2 separate regions of the Homo sapiens genome follow, and region 1 is linked to region 2. A link is an interaction called in ENCODE POLR2A ChIA-PET data of the cell type or tissue named here. Cell type or tissue: OCI-LY7. All regions are shown on one strand.

Region 1 (8,000 bases), 240 kb before region 2:
CCCATGCAAGAATAACAACAAAATCCTGAGGAAAGAAATCGCAGGTAATATAAACAAATGAGAAAACAGCTTACGCTCATGGATTGGAAGAATCAATATCATTAAAATGACCATTCTTTCCAAAGCAATCTACAGCTTCAATGTAATTCCTATCAAGTTACCAACATCACTCTTCATAGAATTAAAAAAAAAATCTAAAATTCATATGAAACCAAAAAAGACCCGAAGTAGCCAAAGGAATCTTGAGCAAAAAAGACAAAGCAGAAGAAGGCTCATTACTTGAATTCAAATCATACTAAAATGCTACAATAACCAAATCACAATAACTAGACACATAGATCAATGAAATAGGACAGAGAACCCAGAAATAAAGCCACACACCTACAGTTAACTGATCTTGACAAAGTTGACAAAAATATAGAGTGAGGAAAGGACACCCTATTCAATAAATGATGCTGGGAAAATTGCATAGCCATATGCAGAAGAATAAAACTGGATTCCTACCTCTCACCATATAAAAAAACTTAGCTCAAGGTGGGCTAAGGACTTAAATGTAAGTCCTGAAACTATAAAAATCCTAGGAGAAAATCTAGAAAAATATTCTTTTAGACACTGGCCTAAGCAAAAAATTTATGACTGAAACATCAAAAGCAGAAGCAACAGAAACAAAAATTGACAAATGGGACTTAATTAAACCAAAAAAACTTCTGTAAAGCGAAAGAAATAACCAAAAGAGTAAACAGATAACTTACAGAATGGAAGAAAATATTTGCAAATTATGCATTTGACAAAGACTAATATTCAGAATCTATGAGGAACTAAAATAATTCAATAAGAAAAATCCAAATAGGCCAGGCACTGTGGCTCATGCCTGTAATCCCAGTACTTTGGGAGTCCAAGGAGGGCGGATCACGAGGTCAGGAGTTTGAGACCAGCCTGACCAACATGGTGAAACTCCATCTCTACTAAAAACACAAAAATTGGCCAGGTGCTGTGGCACACACCTGGAATCCCAGCTATTTGGGAGGCTGAGGCAGGAGAATTGTTTGAACTTGGGAGGCAGAGGTTGCAGTAAGCTGAGATAGCACCACTGCACTCCAGCCTGGGTGACAGAGTGAGACTCCATCTCAAAAAAAAAGAAAAAGAGAAAAGCAAATAACTCCATTAGAAAGTCGGAAAAAGACATTAACACACATTGATCCAAAGAAGACACACAAGTGTCCAACTAGCATATGGAAAAAATATTCAACATAACTAATCATTAGAAATGCAAGTTAAAATCACAGTGAGATACCATCATATACCGGTTAGAGCGACTATTATTAAGAAGTCAAGAGGGGGAGGAGCCAAGATGGCCGAATAGGAACAGCTCCGGCCTACAGCTCCCAGCATGAGCGACGCAGAAGAGGGGTGATTTCTGCATTTCCATCTGAGGTACCGGGTTCATCTGACTAGGGAGTGCCAGACAGTGGGCGCAGGTCAGCGGGTGCGCTCACCGTGCGCCAGCCGAAGCAGGGCGAGGCATTGCCTCACTCGGGAAGCGCAAGGGGTCAGGGAGTTCCCTTTCCTAGTCAAAGAAAGGGGTGACAGACGGCACCTGGAAAATCGGGTCACTCCCACCCGAATACTGCGCTTTTCCGACTGGCTTAAAACACGGCACACCACGAGGTTATATTACGCACCTGGCTTGGAGGGTCCTACGCCCACGGAATCTCGCTGATTGCGAGCACAGCAGTCTGAGATCAAACTGCAAGGCGGGAGCGAGGCTGGGGGAGGGGCGCCCGCCATTGCCCAGGCTTGCTTAGGTAAACAAAGCAGCCCAGAAGCTCGAACTGGGTGGAGCCCACCACAGCTCAAGGAGGCCTGCCTGCCTCTGTAGGCTCCACCTCTGGGGGCAGGGCACAGACAAACAAAAAGACAGCAGTAACCTCTGCAGACTTAAATGTCCCTGTCTGACAGCTTTGAAGAGAGCAGTGGTTCTCCCAGCACACAGCTGGAGATCTGAGAACGGGCAGACTGCCTCCTCAAGTGGGTCCCTAATCCCTGACCCCTGAGCAGCCTAATTGGGAGGCACCCCCCCAGCAGGGGCACACTGACACCTCACACAGCAGGGTATTCCAACAGACCTGCAGCTGAGGGTCCTGTCTGTTAGAAGGAAAACTAACAAACAGAAAGGACATCCACACCAAAAACCCATGTGTACATCACCATCATCAAACACCAAAAGTAGATAAAACCACAAAGATGGGGAAAAAACAGAACAGAAAAGCTGGAAACTCTAAAAAGCAGAGCGCCTCTCCTCCTCCAAAGGAATGCAGTTCCTCACCAGCAACAGAACAAAGCTGGATGGAGAATGACTTTGACTAGTTGAGAGAAGAAGGCTTCACACGATCAAATTACTCTGAGCTACGGGAGGACATTCAAACCAAAGGCAAAGAAGTTGAAAACTTTGAAAAAAATTTAGAAGAATGTATAACTAGAAAACCAATACAGAGAAGTGCTTAAAGGAGCTGATGGAGCTGAAAACCAAGGCTCGAGAAATACGTGAAGAATGCAGAAGCCTCAGGAGCCGATGCGATCAACTGGAAGAAGGGGTATCAGCAATGGAAGATGAAATGAATGAAATGAAGCAAGAAGGGAAGTTTAGAGAAAAAAGAATAAAAAGAAATGAGCAAAGCCTCCAAGAAATATGGGACTATGTGAAAAGACCAAATCTACGTCTGATTGGTGCACCTGAAAGTGATGGGGAGAATGGAACCAAGTTGGAAAACATGCTGCAGGATATTATCCAGGAGAACTTCCCCAATCTAGCAAGGCAGGCCAATGTTCAGATTCAGGAAATACAGAGAACGCCACAAAGATACTCCTCGAGAAGAGCAACTCCAAGACACATAACTGTCAGATTCACCAAAATTGAAATGAAGGAAAAAATGTTAAGGGCAGCCAGAGAGAAAGGTTGGGTTACCCTCAAAGGGAAGCCCATCAGACTAACAGCGGATCTCTCGGCAGAAACCCTACAAGCCAGAAGAGAGTGGGGGCCAATATTCAACATTCTTAAAGAAAAGAATTTTCAAGCCAGAATTTCATATCCAGCCAAACTAAGCTTCATAAGTGAAGGAGAAATAAAATACTTTACAGACAAGCAAATGCTGAGAGATTTTGTCACCACCAGGCCTACCCTAAAAGAGCTCCTGAAGGAAGCGCTAAATATGGAAAGGAACAACCGGTACCAGCCGCTGCAAAATCATGCCAAAATGTAAAGACCATCGAGACTAGGAAGAAACTGCATCAACTAACGAGCAAAATCACCAGCTAACATCATAATGACAGGATCAAATTCACACATAACAATATTAACTTTAAATGTAAATGGACTAAATGCTCCAATTAAAAGACACAGACTGGCAAATTGGATAAAGAGTCAAGACCCATCAGTGTGCTGTATTCAGGAAACCCATCTCACGTGCAGAGACACACATAGGCTCAAAATAAAAGGATGGAGGAAGATCTACCAAGCAAATGGAAAACAAAAGAAGGCAGGGGTTGCAATCCTAGTCTCTGATAAAACAGACTTTAAACCAACAAAGATCAAAAGAGTCAAAGAAGGCCATTACATAATGGTAAAGGGATCAATTCAACAAGAAGAGCTAACTCTCCTAAATATATATGCACCCAATACAGGAGCACCAAGATTCATAAAGCAAGTCCTGAGTGACCTACAAAGAGACTTAGACTCCCACACATTAATAATGGGAGATTTTAACACCCCACTCTCAATATTAGACAGATCAACAAGACAGAAAGTCAACAAGGATACCCAGGAATTGAACTCAGCTCTGCACCAAGCGGACCTAATAGACATCTACAGAACTCTCCACCCCAAGTCAACAGAATATACATTTTTTTCAGCACCACACCACACCTATTCCAAAATTGACCACATACTTGGAAGTAAAGCTCTCCTCAGCAAATGTAAAAGAACAGAAATTATAACAAACTATCTCTCAGACCACAGTGCAATCAAACTAGAACTCAGGATTAAGAATCTCACTCAAAACCGCTCAACTACATGGAAACTGAACAACCTGCTCCTGAATGACTAGTGGGTACATAACGAAATGAAGGCAGAAATAAAGATGTTCTTTGAAACCAATGAGAACAAAGACACAACATACCAGAATCTCTGGGACGCATTCAAAGCAGTGTGTAGAGGGAAATTTATAGCACTAAATGCCCACAAGAGAAAGCAGGAAAGATCCAAAATTGACACCCTAACATCACAATTAAAAAAACTAGAAAAGCAAGAGCAAACACATTCAAAAGCTAGCAGAAGGCAGGAAATAACTAAAATCAGAGCAGAACTGAAGGAAATAGAGACAAAAAAACCCTTCAAAAAATTAATGAATCCAGGAGCTGGTTTTTTGAAAGGATCAACAAAATTGATAGACCGCTAGCAAGACTAATAAAGAAAAAAAGAGAGAGGAATCAAATAGACACAAAAAAAAGGATAAAGGGGATATCACCACTGATCCCACAGAAATACAAACTACCATCAGAGAATACTACAAACACCTCTACACAAATAAACTAGAAAATCTAGAAGAAATGGATAAATTCCTCGACACATACACTCTCCCAAGACTAAACCAGGAAGAAGTTGAATCTCTGAATAGACCAATAACAGGATCTGAAATTGTGGCAATAATCAATAGCTTACCAACCAAAAAGAGTCCAGGACCAGATGGATTCACAGCCGAATTCTACCAGAGGTACAAGCAGGAACTGGTACCATTCCTTCTGAAACTATTCCAATCAATAGAAAAAGAGGGAATCCTCCCTAACTCATTTTATGAGGCCAGCATCATTCTGATACCAAAGCCAGGCAGAGACACAACAAAAAAAGAGAATTTTAGACCAATATCCTTGATGAACATTGATGCAAAAATCCTCAATAAAATACTGGCAAACCGAATCCAGCAGCACATCAAAAAGCTTATCCACCATGATCAAGTGGGCTTCATTCCTGGGATGCAAGGCTGGTTCAATATACGCAAATCAATAAATGTAATACAGCATATAAACAGAACCAAAGACAAAAACCACATGATTATCTCAATAGATGCAGAAAAAGCCTTTGACAAAATTCAACAACCCTTCATGCTAAAAACTCTCAATAAATTAGGTATTGATGGGACATATTTCAAAATAGTAAGAGCTATCTATGACAAACCCACAGCCAATATCATACTGAATGGGCAAAAACTGGAAGCATTCCCTTTGAAAACTGGCACAAGACAGGGATGCCCTCTCTCACCACTCCTATTCAACATAGTGTTGGAAGTTCTGGCCAGGGCAATTAGGCAGGAGAAGGAAATAAAGGGTATTCAATTAGGAAAAGAGGAAGTCAAATTGTCCCTGTTTGCAGACGACATGATTGTATATCTAGAAAACCCCATTGTCTCAGCCCAAAATCTCCTTAAGCTGATTAAGCAACTTCAGCAAAGTCTCAGGATACAAAATCAATGTACAAAAATCACAAGCATTCTTATACACCAACAACAGGCAAACAGAGAGCCAAATCATGAGTGAACTCCCATTCAAAATTGCTTCAAAGAGAATAAAATACCTAGGAATCCAACTTACAAGGATGTGAAAGACCTCTTCAAGGAGAACTACAAACCACTGCTCAATGAAGTAAAAGAGGATACAAACAAATGGAAGAACATTCCATGCTCATGGGTAGGAAGAATCAATATCGTGAAAATGGCCATACTGCCCAAGGTAATTTACAGATTCAATGCCATCCCCATCAAGCTACCAATGACTTTCTTCACAGAATTGGAAAAAACTACTTTAAAGTTCATATGGAACCAAAAAAAGAGGCTGCATTGCCAAGTCAACCCTAAGCCAAAAGAACAAAGCTGGAGGCATCACACTACCTGACTTCAAACTATACTACAAGGCTACAGTAACCAAAACGCATGGTACTGGTACCAAAACAGAGATATAGATCAATGGAACACAACAGAGCCCTCAGAAATAACGCCGCATATCTACAACTATCTGATCTTTGACAAACCTGAGAAAAACAAGCAATGGGGAAAGGATTCTCTATTTAATAAATGGTGCTGGGAAAACTGGCTAGCCATATGTAGAAAGCTGAAACTGGATTCCTTCCTTACACCTTACACAAAAATCAATTCAAGATGGATTAAAGACTTAAATGTTATACCTAACACCATAAAAACCCTAGAAGAAAACCTAGGCATTACCATTCAGGACATAGGCATGGGCAAGGACTTCATGTCTAAAACACCAAAAGCAATGACAACAAAAGCCAAAATTGACAAATGGGATCTAATTAAACTAAAGAGCTTCTGCACAGCAAAAGAAACTACCATCAGAGTGAACAGGCAACCCACAAAATGGGAGAAAATTTTCGCAACCTACTCATCTGACAAAGGGCTAATATCCAGAATCTACAATGAACTCAAACAAATTTACAAGAAAAAAACAAACAACCCCATCAAAAAGTGGGCGAAGGACATGAACAGACACTTCTCAAAAGAAGACATTTATGCAGCCAAAAAACACATGAAAAAATGCTCACCATCACTGGCCATCAGAGAAATGCAAATCAAAACCACAATGAGATACCATCTCACACCAGTTAGAATGGCAATCATTAAAAAGTCAGGAAACAACAGGTGCTGGAGAGGATGTGGAGAAATAGGAACACTTTTACACTGTTGGTGGGACTGTAAACTAGTTCAACCATTGTGGAAGTCAGTGTGGCGATTCCTCAAGGATCTAGAACTGGAAATACCATTTGACCCAGCCATCCCTTTACTGGGTATATACCCAAAGGACTATAAATCATGCTGTTATAAAGACACATGCACACGTATGTTTATTGCGGCATTATTCACAATAGCAAAGACTTGGAACCAACCCAAATGTCCAACAATGATAGACTGGATGAAGAAAATGTGGCACATATACACCATGGAATACTATGCAGCCATAAAAAATGATGAGTTCATGTCCTTTGTAGGGACATGGACGAAATTGGAAATCATCATTCTCAGTAAACTATCGCAAGAACAAAAAACCAAACACCACATATTCTCACTCATAGGTGGGAATTGAATAATGAGATCACATGGACACAGGAAGGGGAATATCACACTCTGGGGACTGTTGTGGGGTGGGGGGAGGGGGGAGGGATAGCATTGGGAGATATAACCAATGCTAGATGAGGAGTTAGTGGGTGCAGCGCATCAGCATGGCGCATGTATACATATGTAACTAACCTGCACAATGTGCACATGTACCCTAAAACTAAAAGTATAATAATAAAAAATAAAAAATAAAAAAAAAAGAAGTCAAAAAAAAAAAAAAAAAACCAAAAAACCCAGCAGATGTAGGCCAGGTTGCACAGAAAAGGGAACACCTATACACTGCTGACAGAAATATAAATATTTTTCAAAGAAGTAAAAATAGCACTACCTTTCAATACAGCAATGCCACTACTGAGTAAATGAATGAAGCAAAAGAAATTATTATATCGAAAAGACATCTGGACTGATATGCCTATTGCAGCACTTTTCACAAGAGCAAAGTCATGGAATCAACCTAAGTATTCATCAGTGAGGGATTGGATAAAGAAAATGTGATACATACCATGGAATACTACTCAGCCATAAAACGAATAAAATCTTGTCTTCTCAACAACATGGATGGGACTGGCAGCCATTATCCTAGGTGAAATAATTCAGAAACAGAAAGTGAAATACTGCATGTTATCGATTGTAATTGGGAGCTAAACAATGTGTACACATGGACATACAGCGTGGAATAATAGGTATCAGAGACTCCAAAAGGTAGAGAGTTGAGGGTTGAGAAATTATCTATTGAGTACAATGCTCACTAGGTTATGGGTATACTGAAAGCCCAGACTTCACCACTACACAATATATGCAAGTACGAAATCTGCACTT
Region 2 (8,000 bases):
TAAAAGTCAATAAAAATTTAAATAAAATACATGGGTTAGAAGAATTAACCTTGTTAAGATGGCAATACTTTTCCAAACATTCTACAACTTTTGACATAATCACTATCAGAATCCCAGTTAACTTCTTTGCAAAAATTTAAAAGGTGATTTTAAATTCAAATGGACTTGACAAGGGACCTGGAATAGCTAAAACAATCCTAAAAAAGAATGATGTGGGAGGACTCAGGCTTTCTGATTTCAAAACTTTCTACTAAGCAATGACAATCAAGAAAGTATGCACGAAGAAAGTATTTGCATTAAGAAAATATTTTCTGGCACTTTCGGAGGCCGAGGTGGGCAAATCACCTGAGGTTGGGAGTTTGAGACCAGCCTGACCAACGTGGAGAAACCCCATCTCTACTAAAAATACAAAATTAGCCAGATGTGGTGGCACATGCCTGTAATCCCAACTACTTGGGAGGCTGAGGCAAGAAAATTGCTTGAACCCAGTGGGCAGAGGTTGTGGTGAGCCGAGATTGCACCATTGCACTCCAGCCTGGGCAACAAGAGCAAAACTCAGCCTCAAAAAAAAAAAAAGAAAAGAAAAGGAAAGAAAAAATTCTGATGTACTATTTTAATTTAAATAATTAAATTAAATGTCTATCTTTAACTGGTGTAAAGATAGACATATAGATACGTGGAATAGAATTGAGAGTCCAAAAATAAATCCGTATATGAACGGTCAATTGATTTTCAACAAGGGCAGCAAGACTATTATTTGGAAAAGACTAGCCTTTTCAACATAGTAATGGGACAACGGGATAGTCACATGCAAAATAAAAAGAATGAAGATGGACCCTTACTTTGCATACTATACAAAAACTAAAATCAATCAAGAACTAAATGTGGGAGCTAAAACTCTAGAGCTATTAGTAGAAAACAGGGCTAAATACACATGACATTGAATTTGGTAAATGATTCTTAGATATGACACCAAAAACATGAGCATCAAAAATAGATAAATTGAACTTCATCAATATTAAAAACTTAGTCCTTCAAAGCATATTGTCAAGAAACTGAAAAATAAAACCTACAGAATTGGAGAATTTTTTTTCAAATCAGATATCTAATAATGGACTTGTATCCAAAATATATAATGAGCTCTTACAAATCAGTAATGAAAAAGCAAGTAACCCAGCTAAAAATGGTCAAAGCATCTGAATAGAAAGCTGTTTCTCCAAAAAGAAATAAGAAATGGTAAATAAGCACATAAACAGATGCCCATTTTAATTAGTCATCATTCAGGAACAGCAAATCAAAATCACAACGAGACACTCCTTCACAATCATTAGGACAGCTGGAATGAACAAGTCAGATTACAAAAAGTTTTGGTGAGGATGTGGAGAAATCAGAACCTTCTTACGCTGCTGGTCAGAATGTAAAATGGTGCAACCACTTTGGAAAACAGTCTAGCTATTAAAAAGTCAATTTATCAAACATGGTGTTATATAATATATCAATTTTACTCCTAGGTATATGCCTGAGATAAATGAAAACATACATTGACACACAAACATGTACCCAAATGTTGAAAGTAACATTGTTCATAATTGCTGAAAGATGGAAACAGCCCAAATGTTTATTAACTGATAAATGGATAAACAAAATATCATATATTTATATAATGGGATTATTTGGCTAATGAAATCTAATACTGATGCATGCTACAACATGAATCAACTGTAAAAAGCACTATATGATGTGAAAGGAGAAAGTCACAAAAGGCCACATATCATATGATTCTATTCACATAATGTTGAAAATAGGCAATCTATAGGGATGGATTAAAGTTAACTTGGTTGCATAGGGCTGGAAGTTGGAGTGAGGGATGGGGGGTTGTATTTAAAGGGTACAAAGTTTCTTTTTGAGGTGATAAAAATGTTCTAAAATTGAGTGGTGGTGGTTGCAGATATGTGGTGATTGTTGCACATATCTGCAGATATACTAAAAACCTCTCAATTGTATACTTTAACCTCCCAATTATATATTTTAAATGGGTGAATTGTATGGCATTTGAATTATATCTCAACAAAGCTGTTTAAAAAGAGAAGAGAAGAAGGAAAGAAAGGTGAGAAGTACTAAAAGAATGATTTTTAATATTCTTTAAAAATATTAAAGATAAATTCCTGTCTTGTATCAAAAGGTCAAAAAGATAAAAGCATAAAAGTAACCTTAAGGACATGCGGTATCCGTAGTGTAGGCCCTCAAGGCAGCTGTGAACACATAGCGTCAAAAGTGACAAGGTTGGGTGGGGTGGGGTTGGGGGGCCGACAGATTCCCTAACCCCTTCCATTACATTATTTAATCTCACTGAAAATCTTCATATCTAGAGGCCTGGTGGTTCTGACAACTGAGAGTATTATATGTGGAAAGAGAAAGTAAATTCATGAAAGACAGATTTTGATTTTTCCTAATTTTGAGAGAGTGGTTTTATCCATGAGAACCACAGTTATATGACAATTGTTTAATAAAAAAGATCCAGCAGCAGAATCTAACCCTCTACCTTCCCTCCTTTAGACGGTGAACGGATTAGCTGTCCAAACTCTTAGGAGAAGGCAGAATGGATGGACATGTCACACACATTGTTCTCTGGGAAGGTTCTTCATCTGGTGCTTCCATGGGTGAAACTAAAGAAGAGGTGCTGTAAAACGTAATATTTCTTAAAAAGTTAAAAGACTCCTTAAGGCTCATTTCATTTAATAGTTTTCAAAGTTTTTATTTGCACTAGAGCTCACTTTTCAAATACAATCTTACCTAAAACTTAAATACATAAGGCCAACACATGTGATACTGTTCTCATCAATGCCAGGATAAGAGTGCCCTTCTATAACTGTAGAAAAACATATCTAAAACCTAGGGCTGCCTGGACCATTGTCAAAAAGCCTTTATTCAGGCTGGGCGCGGTGGCTCACGCCTGTAATCCCAGCACTTTGGGAGGCCGAGGTGGGCCGAACACGAGGTCAGGAGATCGAGATCATCCTGGCTAACACAGTGAAACCCCGTCTCTATTAAAAATACAAAAATTAGCCAGGCGTGGTGGTGGGCGCCTGTAGTCCCAGCTACTTGGGAAGCTGAGGCAGGAGAATGGCACGAACCCAGGAGGAGGAGCTTGCAGTGAGCCGAGATCGAGCCACTGCACTCCATCCTGGGCAACAGAGCGAGACTCTGTCTCAAAAAAAAAAAAAAAAAAAGCTGTTATTCAGCAGATCTCTGTAAGGATATAAAAACAAAGATTCAAAAGAGGAAGTGACTTGTCCAAGCTCCCCAGCTATTAGGTATCTTAGCTAGAATTCCAAGTTCCCTTCTTACCATGATGTATTCTGGAAATTTAATGCAAACTAGGAAGCTGAAAACTCTTCCACGTATCTAGGACCAAAGCAGAAAGAAGCTCGTTCCTTGTCAGCGGTGTCTGCAACAGTGTATGGCTGATACCTCCTGGGTATCTTGGAGATGACTCTACTTGCAACGTTCTATACTAACAAAGATGGCAGAGACATGACACAGTTAGCCGTATTTTAAATGGCTATTTTAAAGATGATTTTCTCTTTTAGAGCAGCTGTTTTCAATTTTGACTGCACATCACCATAGATGGAGGAGTGCTTTTGTTATTGTTTTATTTAAATTACAGATGCTCAGAATTTTTCTTTTGGAAGAAAATAAATATTCTCAGAATCTTATGAAGATGTCAACATTTTATTCAGGCAAAAAATGCAAACATGCTCATATGCATAATTTTTTGCATATATTTTGGGTGTATTTTTTAGTCCCCTGGGCAAATAATTGGTTGTATCTTTTAGTCTCCTGTGAATTTTCTTAAGGGATATTATTTTTAAGATATTTCTTTCTACTAATGCAATTTAAAGCATAATCCAGTTTATAAAAGTACAATTATTTAAAAAAGATCTTAATGGCATGTTATTTGTGAAAATGACCTCAAGAATAGGCATTCCATACTTGGCTAGCTATTCATTGTAATTTTCAACCAGATATCTCCATGTAAACTTTGGAGCCTCGTCTCCAGCTCATGGAAGCAAAAGCCATGTTGAAGCCGAGGCTAGACTGAACATTACAGAAACATAAAAGTTGGCCATACCCTAAATCTCTGTGATCTCTGCAGATGCTCCCAACACGGACCTCCAGGAGTAAACATCATCTCCACCTGAGCCAATGAGGCTTACTGGACTTGTGGGAAAGAGTGTGAGCTTCTCAATCAGCCTTTCCTAATATGCAAAACCTAGTCCTGCCACTCACTAGTGAGGGAGAAGGTAGGGAAAAACCAGTTAGGTAAATAGTTAAGGCTGGGCCCCGGGGGAAATGCCTGCCTGAAAAATCACAGCTGCTGCAGCTGCACAGATAAGCTCAGGGGCTGATAAGGAGCCAGTGAGGCATAGAAGCATTTTTGTTCTTTGTATAATTAGCTCCAGGAAAACGTTTCCTCCCCTTTTCAGGCATATACACAGTGGGCTCCGTGGGAACTTGCACAGGGAGGAAGGAGGCTTACCTAAAACAAACCCACAGTTACATGAACAAGAGAAGCAGCACTTTGTGCTTACTTAGAAACATCCCACAGCTGGATAAAGGGAGTTGCACAGACAGCGTTACTGATAAGAAAAGTTACTCCTCAAACAATTACAGGGAGGAGAGCAGTTTTTTATAAAAGCTTTTTGCATTCAGCTGTGACCCGGCAATCCACTCAGACTCTTCTGCAGAGAGCTTTCTCCTTTCGCTTATAAAAGTTTTGCTCCAACCTCACCCGTGTGTCAGTGCTCCTCAGTCATCTTGGAGGTGAGATGAAGGACTCAGGGTGATACCTCACAAGAGAAACTGCTACATAAAGGTGCATTTGCAAGACTGCAACACTAGCTCAATATATTGAGCCACTTGTTTCAGGTTTTAACCTTTTGAGACAGTAAAACAATGTCTTTTCCCCCACCATAGGATTTCTGTGGTAATTAAATGAAATTACAGTACCTGGCTTTTGGTATAAGTTTATAGCAGCACATTTGCAATTGCAAAAATATGGAGCCAACCAAAGTGCCCATCAACCAATGAGTGGATAAAGAAAATGTGGTATACATACACCATGAAATACTACTCAGCCACAAAAAGGAACAAAATAATGTCTTTTGCAGCAAATCGGATGGTGCTGGAGGCCATTATTCTAAGTGAAGTAACTGAGGAATGGAAAACCAAAAATTCTATGTTCTCATTTATAAGTGGGAGCTAAGCTATGAGGATGCAAAGGCATAAGAATGATATAATAGATGTTGGGAACTCTCCTTGGGGGAGGAGAGTTGGAGGAAAGTGAGGGATAAAAGACTGCATATTGGGTACAGTTTACAGTGTACACTGCTCAGGTGATGGGTGCACCAAAATATCAGAAATCACCACTAAAGAACTTATCCATGTAACCAAAAATCACTTGTACTCCCAAAGCTATTGAAATATATAGCTATAACTAATATATAATATATATATTAAACTAATATATATTATATATGTATGTATATATATTAAACTATTTGCCTGGGGATAAAAAAGCAAAACATGTTTTTCTCCTCTGCTGTAAAATAAAATTTTCTAGAGGCAATAATAAAATATGTATCACAAATTCTCATTGAAATTCCATACAAACAGAAAAAAGTCAAATTGATATTATAATCTGTGAACCATATTAGATTAAACTTCTATGGATATTTAGCTGAAGGAAAATAAATTTAAGGCAAAATAGAGCAATCTCAGTTTGTTCAAGTATTTAAAATACCTTTCAATATCTGAAATGGAATAATTCTGTTTGCCCTTAAATTAGAACGAATATTAACAAGTCACATGTTGAGTTCCAGTAAGTGCTATGGTAATGAATTAGGTCTGCATATCAGTCTTAATTATGATTTGATGAATAACTACATTCAAATATAATGCAATAAAGAAAAAAATTCATCCAAAAAGGGAATGAATATACAAATATAAAATGTATATAGCAATCGAGACAACATGATAAAAGGACAAAATATATGACTATAGAACCAACCCTGACCCACAATCTCTTCAGCAACCTGTCTAGGAAGCCAGATTGTAGCCTCTGCAGCAATCAGTCCAGAATACAGGCTTGCTCAATGATTGCCAGCTTCTCTAATTTTTGTCTCTGCTGCCAACTCAGGACCAACCAGAGCAAGCCAAATATGTTTTCCAAACCAATCACATAGGATGCCCCACATCTAGTCAGCCCTCCTTCAGCCTCCCCACGCCAACAACTTCCAATCAGGGCACATAGGAAGCCTTCCCTTTGTTCCATTATAAAGCTTTCCCACCCTGCTGCTTTCCCTTTGAGTCTGTGCCAAATGCAAGATGGCTGACTCCCTTGCTTTTGCAAGCTCTGAATAAAATAGCTATGCTTGTTCTCATTTGGTTGGTCTTTGTTTATTTCCATAAGTAAGTACTTAATAAATATTAGCTTCTTCTGCATTTCCATTTCTCCCTACTGGTGGGTACTAAAACATCCTTGTTGATCTTCTTTCTCACTTTTATGAATGAGTCACAAATAATTCTTCTGCAGTCTGAATGAAGCCTCTCATTTCATCTTAAAGATATATCCCCAATATATTTCTTAATTTCCAGACCAGATGTTTCCCAGGTCACTGTTAGCTAAAGAATCTTTTGCAATGCTTGGCATTCATGGTTGGAAGGATTGAGGGGAGAGACAGAGACTGGGGTGAGGGAGGGAGGTCTTGGCTGAACAGAAAACAACGTACATCTTCTAATTAAGGCCCACTTTTATCATTATTCTTATTCTTTGTTTTTAAATTTAAACTTGTCACTGGCCAGCATAAAAAGAAACAGTTTTTTAGATGAAGAAGCTGAATTCACTTAATCTTTCAAAAATGTAAAAATAGCCTTTCACTAAAGAGCCATAAAAAATGTCTAAGTTAAGGTTAGTGTGAATCTTCTGTTCAGGAGCCGTTCTTCTTTTCTAACATTAAAAATAACCAATTGGGGAAAAGCTGTCAGGCAGAACTGAGCTTCTTGGCTTCAATCTGCTCAGTGTGGCCTGAGTGTTATTTACAGAGGGGTTTTACAGGTATTATAAACACTGGAAAGATTTCTTTGGAGTCCACTGGGCAAAAGGAATGTGTATGCATTATTCCTTCCAGAGATGAGCAGAGGCAGAGAATAGAGATGAATATTCACAGGGGTCCAAATCATCTGGAAAACAGCTTGCTGGAGTCCTGCGATTACGTTAATAAGATGTGTACCATATGCTGGCTTGAGCATGCTAATACCCTGCATCCCCTGAGTGTTGTAAGAGGATGATGGCACTGGCCACTCAAATGGAGATGGTTCCCAAAGCTGGAGCCTGCTTGTTTGTATTCCTCTGTGTCTCTGAGGGAGAGGCTCTGTGGCTTCCCAGGCTGACTGACCTCAAAGCTCCCTGCAATTTGGAAAGTAAATGATTCATTTGTCCTGTTAAGCAGCACAGAGGTTTTGTGAATCAATTGTGCACCTATTTAGAATGCAAATTAGACAGTGAGAAGCTTCATGTCAGGACATGCAGTAAACCCTGAAGGCTAGTTTCTATGCCTGGGTGACAATAAAAACAGCCTTTGAAGTAAAGCAAACACAGCGAGAATGCGCAAAGTTGGTTTTTGAGTGGGGAGGTTGTCTACTAACCTAGGCCCTCTTTCTTCCCTAGCATATACCTCAGCTGCAAGTCACAGCTGACCACAAAGATTCTGCCTTCTCTAGTGAGGTCAGCCTGCCTTAAAGGACCAGCCCTCTAAGGGGTATATTGGCTTGCCTGATGGAAGAGAAAGTCAGATGCAGGTAGAACCTAACTTTATATGGGACTCTAGTTTTTCCCATCTAGTTCTGTGTCACAAGCTATGCTATAACAGAGAAAAGTTCCTTCCCCACCATTTTTGCTTTGTCTTTAGTCAGAATAACCACAGTGGAGGCAATAGGTG

What was found. ChIA-PET counts read pairs that join two places held together with the same protein. Peaks named below come from ENCODE experiments on the same cell type or tissue, not always from the same donor. Only the 100,000 strongest peaks of a DNase experiment are listed, where the experiment ranks them.
Region 1: POLR2A ChIA-PET joins it to region 2 with 15 read pairs; 2 of 35 experiments call an interaction of 5 or more read pairs at or near these places.

The regions. Positions count from the first base shown.
Region 1 is chr10:83,780,424-83,788,423 of GRCh38, reverse strand. No RefSeq gene overlaps it. Among named protein-coding and RNA genes, the nearest start is that of LINC02650, 110 kb to the right of the region's middle. RefSeq lists enhancers at 976-1,717, 1,718-2,461. In OCI-LY7, no CTCF peak of the experiment used is centred here; no DNase peak of the experiment used is centred here.
Region 2 is chr10:83,542,586-83,550,585 of GRCh38, reverse strand. It overlaps LOC105378394 (a long non-coding RNA gene), which reads left to right and starts at 2,501. Exons shown (of 3, transcript XR_946141.2): 1 at 2,501-2,677. It overlaps LOC105378393 (a long non-coding RNA gene), which reads right to left and starts at 4,271. Exons shown (of 3, transcript XR_946140.1): 1 at 4,133-4,271; 2 at 3,349-3,509; 3 at 2,607-2,680. In OCI-LY7, no CTCF peak of the experiment used is centred here; no DNase peak of the experiment used is centred here.